2 separate regions of the Homo sapiens genome follow, and region 1 is linked to region 2. A link is a contact called in ENCODE Hi-C data. All regions are on one chromosome and are shown on one strand. Each heading gives the region's core, a stretch centred on a gene start or an enhancer-like site at or near the end of the contact. The rest is flanking DNA. Distances are from core to core; before and after follow the strand shown.

What was found. A loop is a pair of places that touch in the nucleus more often than their neighbours do. Pooled maps may share reads with other maps.
Region 1: a loop to region 2 is called in a map with no recorded cell type, with 10 times the contacts of the local background. The contact joins two enhancer-like sites. A Hi-C loop is called at or near these places in 2 of 37 single-sample maps with no recorded cell type and 2 of 50 pooled maps.

What each region holds. Positions count from the first base shown.
Region 1 is chr7:55,070,521-55,075,424 of GRCh38, forward strand. The region is part of intron 1 of EGFR (epidermal growth factor receptor); the gene reads left to right. Among named protein-coding and RNA genes, the nearest start is that of EGFR, 54 kb to the left of the region's middle. RefSeq lists enhancers at 3,157-4,356, 3,869-4,038. Within about 2 kb of position 3,556, at least 33 of the 41 ENCODE cell types and tissues checked have a DNase peak (open chromatin) inside an H3K27ac peak, as active enhancers do.
Region 2 is chr7:50,145,467-50,149,908 of GRCh38, forward strand. The region is part of intron 7 of SPMIP7 (sperm microtubule inner protein 7); the gene reads left to right. Among named protein-coding and RNA genes, the nearest start is that of SPMIP7, 52 kb to the left of the region's middle. RefSeq lists a silencer at 321-370. Within about 2 kb of position 2,950, at least 2 of the 41 ENCODE cell types and tissues checked have a DNase peak (open chromatin) inside an H3K27ac peak, as active enhancers do.

The DNA of each region.
Region 1 (4,904 bases), core at 2,306-4,805, 4.9 Mb after region 2:
AAACATGCGTACATAATAGCAGCAGCAGCCTGTGAAACATTGACAAGACCTGGAGTTGGAAGAGGACTTTGCCATCCTCCAGTCCAACAGTTGCCTGTCACAGATTAGACGACTGGGATGTGCGCAGGCGATTATTTGCAAACGGCCCTGAGTCCCCCAGTTTATGTCTTAATTCGCAGCCAGGGCTGATTGTAGAAGCAAATTTGCAAACATGTGCAAGAAGAAATCACACATCCTAGAGCTTGGATTTCCTCGTTTCTTGCTATTTCTATCCGTAGACAGAACCATTGCTGAGCTGTTAAATTTGTCTCCTTCCCCTATACCAGTCTTGAAAAAGGAAAGGAAGTGGAGCAAAGAAAAAGAAATTAATAAAGCCGGCAGATCCTAGGAGAATCTTATTTAATCCAAGCTTTGTAAAGTTTTGCTTTATTCCATGGCAACATGGGTATACACATCCCACCGGCTGTTTCAGTGGCTCAGAGCAGGTAAGGCCTGTGCCAAACGCCGCTAGCAGGAGGAACAACGTGGAGACAGCCCCAGAGGTGGAACGTTGGCCCTTCTGTGGCTCCGGTGTCTCAGGACCTCCCTAAAGCCCAGCCCTGACACTGAGCAAGTTTCCACCACTGTTAGGAAGAAGTAGAAAGGAATTTGGAGGGTTGGTGTTACTGTTCAAGAGCTGGAAGGCTTCTGCCCCCATTCCCATTCCATTAATTGCGTGAGGTAGAGAACTCATAGAAGATAGGAACACATATGCTGATTTCCAAAATTGCCTTTGTATATTTTCACGTGAAGACTTTAGGGGCAAAAGAAAAGAAGCAAGCATTTTGAATATGTGTTTCAATTTGCCTTCTGTTATATAAAATTGTATTTTGCCTATTCTTTTTTCATTATTCGGAACCTTCAAGAAATAAATTAAGTTCTCTCAAAAATGTGTTTTTTGAAAAGAGGACTAAAACAGATGGCCTGGCTGTGTTAAACACAGGGACCAGACCAGCACCCACCTCTCCACCTGCCCTGCCTTCACTGGCAGAATTGTGATCCATCATGTTCTCTGTTCAATGTCATCATCCCTTTCAGAGCATGGGTCTCTTCCTTTCTAGGCAGTCTTACCAGGATGCATGGGTGTGCCTGCGTAGGCACACGCACAGCTCCCAAGGACTCTAAAAAAAGATATTTTTCTGCTTATATACTAATAATATGTTAGAGATTTATGTTTCAAATTAGTACAGAATCACATGGTTCTCTCCAAATTATATTTGAGAGAGAAAGAATAGAACAAAATTTATTTTACAAAAATACTCAGTACATTTAGGGCATATACAAAGATGTTCCAGAATGTAGCTTATCTCTTTAAAGACAATTAACACAGTTTCTGGGCAAGGCAAGGCAAAATATTCAGTAACTTAGCAACACCAACAGAAGACAGCCAATATTGCAGCACATTTTTCTCTTGGATTGGGTCAGAGAGTACTGCAGAGAAAATGGAGTAGAGAGACCTGAAATACTTTCGCACACACTGTGGTCAGTGCAGCGTCCACTGTGTGCCACAGTAATACTAGAAACTCCCTGGTTAGGCCTTGGAATCCAGCTCTCATTTCGTATGTGACCTGCAGGGAAGTAAGTTAAATGCACACGTTTTATCAAGTTCAAATGCAAACTTAATTTTAAATGTATGCAACATCAGTTTAAGCGTTGTAGCTATTACTAGCAATTGTACCTATTACTAGTCTGTACTCTGCACAACTTTGGAGTATACTGCCTACTCAAGGTGGATTTTAGAGCTCTATTTGTGGCATTATATCACGGACAAAAGCACGTTCATCAGAGTCAGAGGAATGTGGTGCAAATCCCAGCTGTCCCACTTACCAGCTGTGGGACTTGAGTAAGCTCCTGAAGCAGCTGCACCTGCATTTTCTGGTGGGCACCATGGAGCTGTCAGCAGTGCTTTCCTCAGAGGGCTGCGGGCTGGATGAGGTTTGCTGGTGCATGTGAAGTGTCAATCATTGCTCTCATGAGTGGTGATGCTGATGCCGTTCCCTTTTTTAGGGAAGTGATTTTCCCTTACAAAGTTACCAACAGTTTCATGTTGGCCCATTTTTCTATTAATTGTTTCCACTAATAGGACCAACAGTGGTAGTCCCATCATTTTATTACTGCTTGTCGTAGCACAAGCAGTTGCTTCATTGTGTTTAGATAAATATTGACGGCTGCTTTTAACAGTCTGCTGTTTTGTCTCCTTTTGAGGTCCTTAAAGTAATCCTTAAAAAGATAGTGCAGATGGAAAGATGTCTGGAGTCAGTGAACCTGCCTTCTTTCCTGTGTGCTTGTCAGTTTCTAAAATGCCATACACAAAGGACTTTCATGATTTCTTTTTAGGTACATGATTACAGTTCAATTCACTTCACTGTCTGGAAAATTTCCTTATAATCAGGATGAAATTTCTCATGTTAGCCTTTCACATTTCACTACTTTTAGATAAGGAATTCTCAGGCTTTGCTATATCTGACTGCTCTTGGAGGCTGAGCTTTTGGCTAACTACCTGACTACTTTGTCGTTTCTCTTCCCTTGGAATGAAGCAAATATCTAACTTCTCACTCATTGTTTCTGCTATTTTACCATTTAGTCATCTGTGATTTTTCTAAATACTGAAAGACTTCCCTCAATTCAAACTATGTGCCGGATCAAGGAAAGGGCAGTTGGATATTGCAGACAGCATAGTGCAATTGTGAAGAGTGTCTGCTTACCAGCCACGCTGCCTTGCACAAGTTATCAAGCCTCTCAACCCACTTCCTCAATCTGTAAAATAGGTATGAGTGTAGGACCTTCCCAGGGGATTTTTTTGTGACTATAGAATGATTCTCAGAAGACTTTCAGGCAGTATGTGGGTGAGGCACATGCTGGAAAGGCTTCTGCAGGTGCAGTGATCAATGCTTTTCTCAGTGTGTACATCCCATAATACAGACACGTTACCAGAAACTCCCTAGCCAGGACTTTGATTGCAGCTCACATTTTGTATATGGCCCATAGGGAAATGAAGTGTGTATTTTTTATAAAGTTCAAGTGTTAACTTAATTTGGAATTTACTATCAAATCTCAGTTGTTATGGGCATTTATAGCTATTAATACTTCGTCCCATGTGTCCCATGAGGAAACCAAGGAACAGAAATTAAAGTTCTTTCTGGAGTCCCCTGAATCTCGTTCCTGTTCTTTTGCACCCTGTTAATTACATAGAGACATTCACAGCTCTTCTGACCTTATCAGCGTTAAGGAAAACAGAAAACCAGCGTGCTATTTGTTCTGTCCCTTAGTCAAGCCTTCTCAACATATATTTTTCTTCCAAGATTTTGCATGTGCACAGGGATGCCTATCCTCTACAAGAAACACATTTTAGGCAAATTATAATTAAAATGCTGTTTACATCTCTTCACCTTTAGAATTTAAAGAATGATCATTTCTTAGATTGCATCTCAGACACACCCTTCCCCTAGTCTGGAGAGGGCGAGGCCCATGGGTACTGCAAACAGCCTGACGTTGTCAGGGGCGGTCTCAACGGCTCATTCACCACATCTGCCTCGCGAAGGCTAAGCCATGTGCTGTTACCCCTGCTGCGCTCTGGCTCATTCTAAGGTACACGCTATTAACCTTGTGAGAAAACAAAGAGGCCAGCCCCACCCTTCCTGCTCACTCTGAGTCACGGTGAAAATGTTTCAGGATCTCGGGTTCGACCATGAGTCCTGTCCAGGTCCAGGAGGAAATTCGGAAGGACCACATGTTCACTCTGAGATCCCACTTTCATTTCCCTCCTGGTTGAGCAGCATTAATACTCTGGCTAGATTTAAATTCTGGCTTTCTCCAGTTAGAACTGAAAGTTATGACAATGTAATCAAAATAGAATGTGGGTTTACAGCTGGCCCCCTGGCCTGGTTTGTGAACATAAAACAGAAACAGAAAGTGTAAGTGGTGACATCATATTCTCTCATTCAATGTGAAAGGCCACCGAAGTCTTTCCAGAATTATTTTTGAGAATAATATGAATTTTTAAAAAATACCTAATTATTTTAAATATCGTCTTGCTTGCTCCCCAAATACCTACTGTTTTCAACTTGGATATACGACATGATTAAAGAATATCTAATATTTGGGAATGCATACTTTAACCTTATAAACTACCACTGTAAATAGACAGACTCATTAAAGTGAAAGGACATTTTAAATCAATTAGTAAGCAAATCAATTAGGTGGCAAAGACAAGATTATTTTTCCTTATGGTAGTTGAAGAATAATGCTTAACCTGTCATTCTAATTACCAAGCACGGTGTTCTCTTTGGAAGATCATTTCAACAAAACATTATTTTCATCCAGAATTTGAACCTTGAGATTGCATGGTATTTTAGAAATCTATTTTAGAAATCTTTGGCAAAGGTTACTATTAAAACAATCACATTCATGGAAAATCAGTATAAGAGCAACTAAAATAACTCACAATACCAGTAAAATCACTTTGTCATCTTCTTAAGACTTTTAAAGAGCATTTGTAAGTAACTGAATAGAAGGCCAAAGGGTGTGTAGGTAGCCCAGACCATCAGTGGGCAGCCAGGGCCAGGGCAGGGGCCACGGTTGCAGCCTGCATTCTTCTAAAGGGCAGAGCAAATTAAAGTTGAAGCAGGAGCTAAAAAAAAAAAAAAAAATGTTTCAAAGAATTCCACCAACCAGAGGATACTACCTAGGACAGTTTGGGCCTAACTTATCTGTGAAGGCCTCCAGCTTCCTCCACACCGGTGGCCACTTTTCATTCACTCTGAACCCTTCTTTGTATGGAGGTCATTTTATTAATTGAGCTGTGACCAACATGACAGAATTTCCTGTTTTAGGGCTTTTATAATATAGATAGTTTATATCTAATT
Region 2 (4,442 bases), core at 1,700-4,199:
AATGGCAGATCTCTGTCCTTTCCCAAGGATATGGAAAGAGTGTTGGGGTACTTTTTCTTTTGTAACAGACTCTATTGTAGATTATATATACATATATATATATGTATATATATATATGTGCGTGTGTGTGTGTGTGTGTGTATATGTGTGTGTATATATATATATATATATATATATATATATATATATATATACATCTTACATATATGGGAGAGAGCCCTGAGATCTAACATATATGCATCTCACACTTGTATTTCCAAAGAATAAACAGGCTCAGCAAAGGTGAGGTGCAGGCCCAGCTAACAGAGCAGCACAGCCCATGCCTTCTGAACCCAAACCCAGCACTTGCAGTCACCATTTGCTTGTTTTTCCAAACTAGGCAGCTGCCTATGAGGTACCATCCTCCACTAAGTTATAATCTTTTATCTAAGGACGTTACAAGGTTTCATATTTACTGTGCTTTTTGACCTCAATGATTGCTCTGAGGAAGCATTTGCAAATAAAGAGGAATTGTCCAACATGGACCCCCAGGCAGCCCCTGGCACATGTCTCCCATGGAAAAGGGGGCTTCCCTGTCAGTCGCTGGACTGTGTTGCAGCTTAACAAAATTTTACCACAACCCAGGTTAAAGAATAACTCTATGAATAGTAGTTCCTTAGATCAGCCCAATACTTCTGCCTTTTCAGACTACTTTCACACACTCCCTCATTTGTTTTTCAAATAGTGTGATGAGGCCAGAAATGAAGGTGCAAGTTCTATCCCCATTTTGCAGATGAGGAGGCTGAGGCCAGAGGAAATGGCATAAAGAGCCAAGATCACTCATTTCATGAGTGGTAAAAAGTCCAGAGAACTGGCCTCTTAATCCCCAGGGCAAGCTCTTGCCTTAACTCACATTAAACGTGGCTTCTGCCTTTGGCAAATAATGGGTTCTTGGAGCTTTGAGTTATACTGTTTCTACATTCCCTCCTAAATGGAAGAATTGAAGATCCCAAGAACACAGGAGGAAAGAATATACCCACCAGATGAAGAGAATAATCAATAAACCTGCAATTCCTAAAAAATATCTTGTGGCCACGACATCTTATGATATTCAGAAAAATGCAATCCAGTGATCAAAGTCATTGCAAAATGATTCCAGTTTTATTTGCATTTGTCATTGAACAATAAAATCAGACAAACCCCAACTCACAATGGACTCCTGTCTTTTCCCCTCCAGCCACATCTGCCTCACAGTTCTCTGCAGTCCTTCCCTTCTCTCAGCCCTCTGGGCTGACCCTCCTTAAAGTCCAAGCCTGGAATTTACTACTCTTCCTCCGTCTCCCACTTTCTGCTCCCCTTGCCCACCCTAACTTCCATCCATGACCTGCTGCTCCTCTCACATGGGTCTGCACCTGCTGCATGCTGGGCACTGTGCCAGGCCTTTACTTGCATCACATCGCCCCCAGCACCCTCCAAGGGAGTGCAGCTACCCTGACTGATGGCCAATTATAGGTGAGGATGCCTGAGAAAACTTCAGTTGAGGTCTAAGTTCACACAGCTGGTCAGGGCAGCCCTGGAATTAAATGTGTCTGTCTCACACCCCCCTCCCTTATGTCGCATCCATGGTCTTTGTTCACTTGGGATCTTTAAACATTTAAATGTGCATTTTTTAAATTAAAAGTATTAGTGTGAAAGCTGTTGGGAGCTAAGTCAGCTTGATGTCTGCCTAGAACTGTAGCTGATATAGAATGGCTCTAAATAAAAGACTATCACATTGATTTGAACCTGCACTTACACCCCACCCTGTATAATTGCAGCCCACTGTGAGCTAATGAGGCTCTCCTGGCTGGGCTGGGAGTAATGCCAATGGTCCTTCCTATTCAGTTCAGTTGCACTGAGGTCCAGTTCTACCACTTGCCAGCTTGGTTGGTGCTGGCCATGATACTTAGACTTTCTCTGTGTCAGTTTCTCCATCTATAAAATGGACATGATCATAGGACCTATGACACAAGATTGTTGTGAGAATTAAACAGTCAATTTACATCAAGCATTTAAAAGGGTGCCTGGAATATAGAACATACTCAATGACTATTAGTCATGTTTACAGTGTAGAGTGAGAATTTCTATGCATGCCTAAATTTTATGCACATATACAATACATATATTCTACGTATAACATGGTTTTCTCCACATTTTTCCTCTCATATTTAACTTATATACCATCTGTGCTCCCTTCTTCTGAGTTACTAAACTTCTTGATTTTCTTAAATTACTTAATTTCTATTTTATCATGTTTGGTTGAGAACCAATTCATTGTAGACTTGGGCAATAATATATTCAAATTTATCAATTAGTGAACAAAATCCTGGCTTATTTGGAACTAGGGAGTACAAAATAAGGTATTTAAAGGACTAGAAGCTGTGGAGCAAAGGCAAAAATGAAGACTTCTTATTTTTAAGTGGGTCTCTGCGTCTCTCTACTTTCCTCAAATGGGGAGTGGAATTCTTTGAACATGCGACTAACCTGGAAATCCATTTCCCGGCTTGTATGTTTCAGTATCTTTAATAGCTTTGTTCCCTCCAGCTGAAAAATAATATCTCCTATCAGCAGCAGTCTAAAGTGTTCCCCAGAGAGTATTCTCCTCTTAATATAAGGTCGCTGTGTTGCACTTAAGATGGCAAAATTCCCCTTGTTATGGCCATATGTGCCAGGGTTAAATGGAGTAGATTTAGAAGCAGTGTGGGTGAGGACTTTCGTTTTCAAATATTTGGCAATTTATTATGCAACTGAATTCATTCCCAAGACTGAGCAGCTAATCAGTCTAATCTTCCATGAAATGTTATTATTAAATATGATGTAATCTAATAGCATTAAGACAATGTAACATATGATACCATTTAGCATCAATAACATGCATGCCACAGAGGCACAGAGGCTGTGCAATGTTTTTTATCAAGCCTTTCATGTGATTGACAGATGGCCTGCGTCCATCCCTCTGACTTCTTAACTGCTCTGATGGCAGGATATGACTTTAGAGGCATTTTAATTCTGCAGGTGTTTTCAAAGGCAGTGGAAAAAACCTTTCACACAGATGGAGGGGATTTCCTTTGTAACATGCATGGAAGCTTTAATGAATGGTTGGGGGAGAGACACACGCATGAATAACTTTGCCTCATTCTGGGTTACCTCTCTAACTTACAGCTGCACTTTTCCAACAAAATTCCAAAAAATCCTGCAGGGCACTGCCTAGAATTCAGCAGCTTCAGTTCACTCACCTAGGTCCCTCCAGCAAGCTTGACAATGTGGCTGTAAAACAGAGGCTCCTGAACTTAGCAGCACAGGAGAATCATCTGGAGAGCTGTCAAAAGTCCCAGTGCTCAGGCTACACCACTTACTAGTTACATTAAAATATGGGGCTGGGCCGGGCACGGTGGCTCACGTCTGTAATCCCAGCACTTTGGGAGGCCGAGGCGGGTGGATCACAAGGTCAGGAGTTCAAGACCAGCCTGACCAACAGGGTGAAACCCCGACTCTACTAAAAATACAAAAGTTAGCTGGGCATGGTGGTGCACACCTGTAATAGCAGCTACTCAGGAGGCTGAGGCAGGAGAACCACTTGAACCCAGGAGGTGGAAGTTGCAGTGAGCCGAGATTGTGCCACTGTACTCCAGCCTGGGCAATACAGCGAGATTCCATCTAAAAAAAAAAAAAATGTGGGAGTGGGAGCCAGGCATTGGTACCTTTCAAGATGCCTCTGAGATGTCAGTGTGCAGCACCATTGGGAACCTCTGTCTTAGCATCTTTTCAGCTGTCTGTACTGGATAAACTTTGCAATCCCCATGTGCATGGCCCTTATTTTGTAAATGTTTTATTTCTTTAAATTACTGTATTTCAACTGAAATTAGTTTAGCATCTATTAAGTGCTAACAATTTGCTAGCTGTTTTCATATTCATTGAAGTCTCCTCTAATCCCCAGAGTGCCCCTAAGAGGTTAGTGTTGTCCTCTTCATGCTGCAGTTGACCGAGCTGAAGCCCAGAGAGCTTTCTTCACTGGAGTAAAACCTCACAGTTGGTTAAGGGGCAGAGTCAGGCTTGCCACAGAAGCCTGCTTCTCGATGCAGTGGGCTGCCCCCACTCTTTAGCTGCCTTATTTTCCTAGTCTCACAAAATCTGTTATTTTGTACTGTTTATTCTGCTGTTGCCATAGATGTAATTTCCCTTCACTTTGTTAGTCTCTGGGTGTCCTTGATTATATCACCTGCAAGCCAATAAGTCATCACCAACAGAGTCATAAATTACACAGCTGGAAGAGAATTAGGAGATTTATTAGTGCAATTCCCTGCCTGATATGTATTTTCCCCCTAACATTCTGATACTTGCACATAATCAATGTGGGAAGGACACCAAGAAATTGCAGTGTGAATCCTTCTCGTTTCCACTTCTCCCTCACCCAAGTCCTTCCG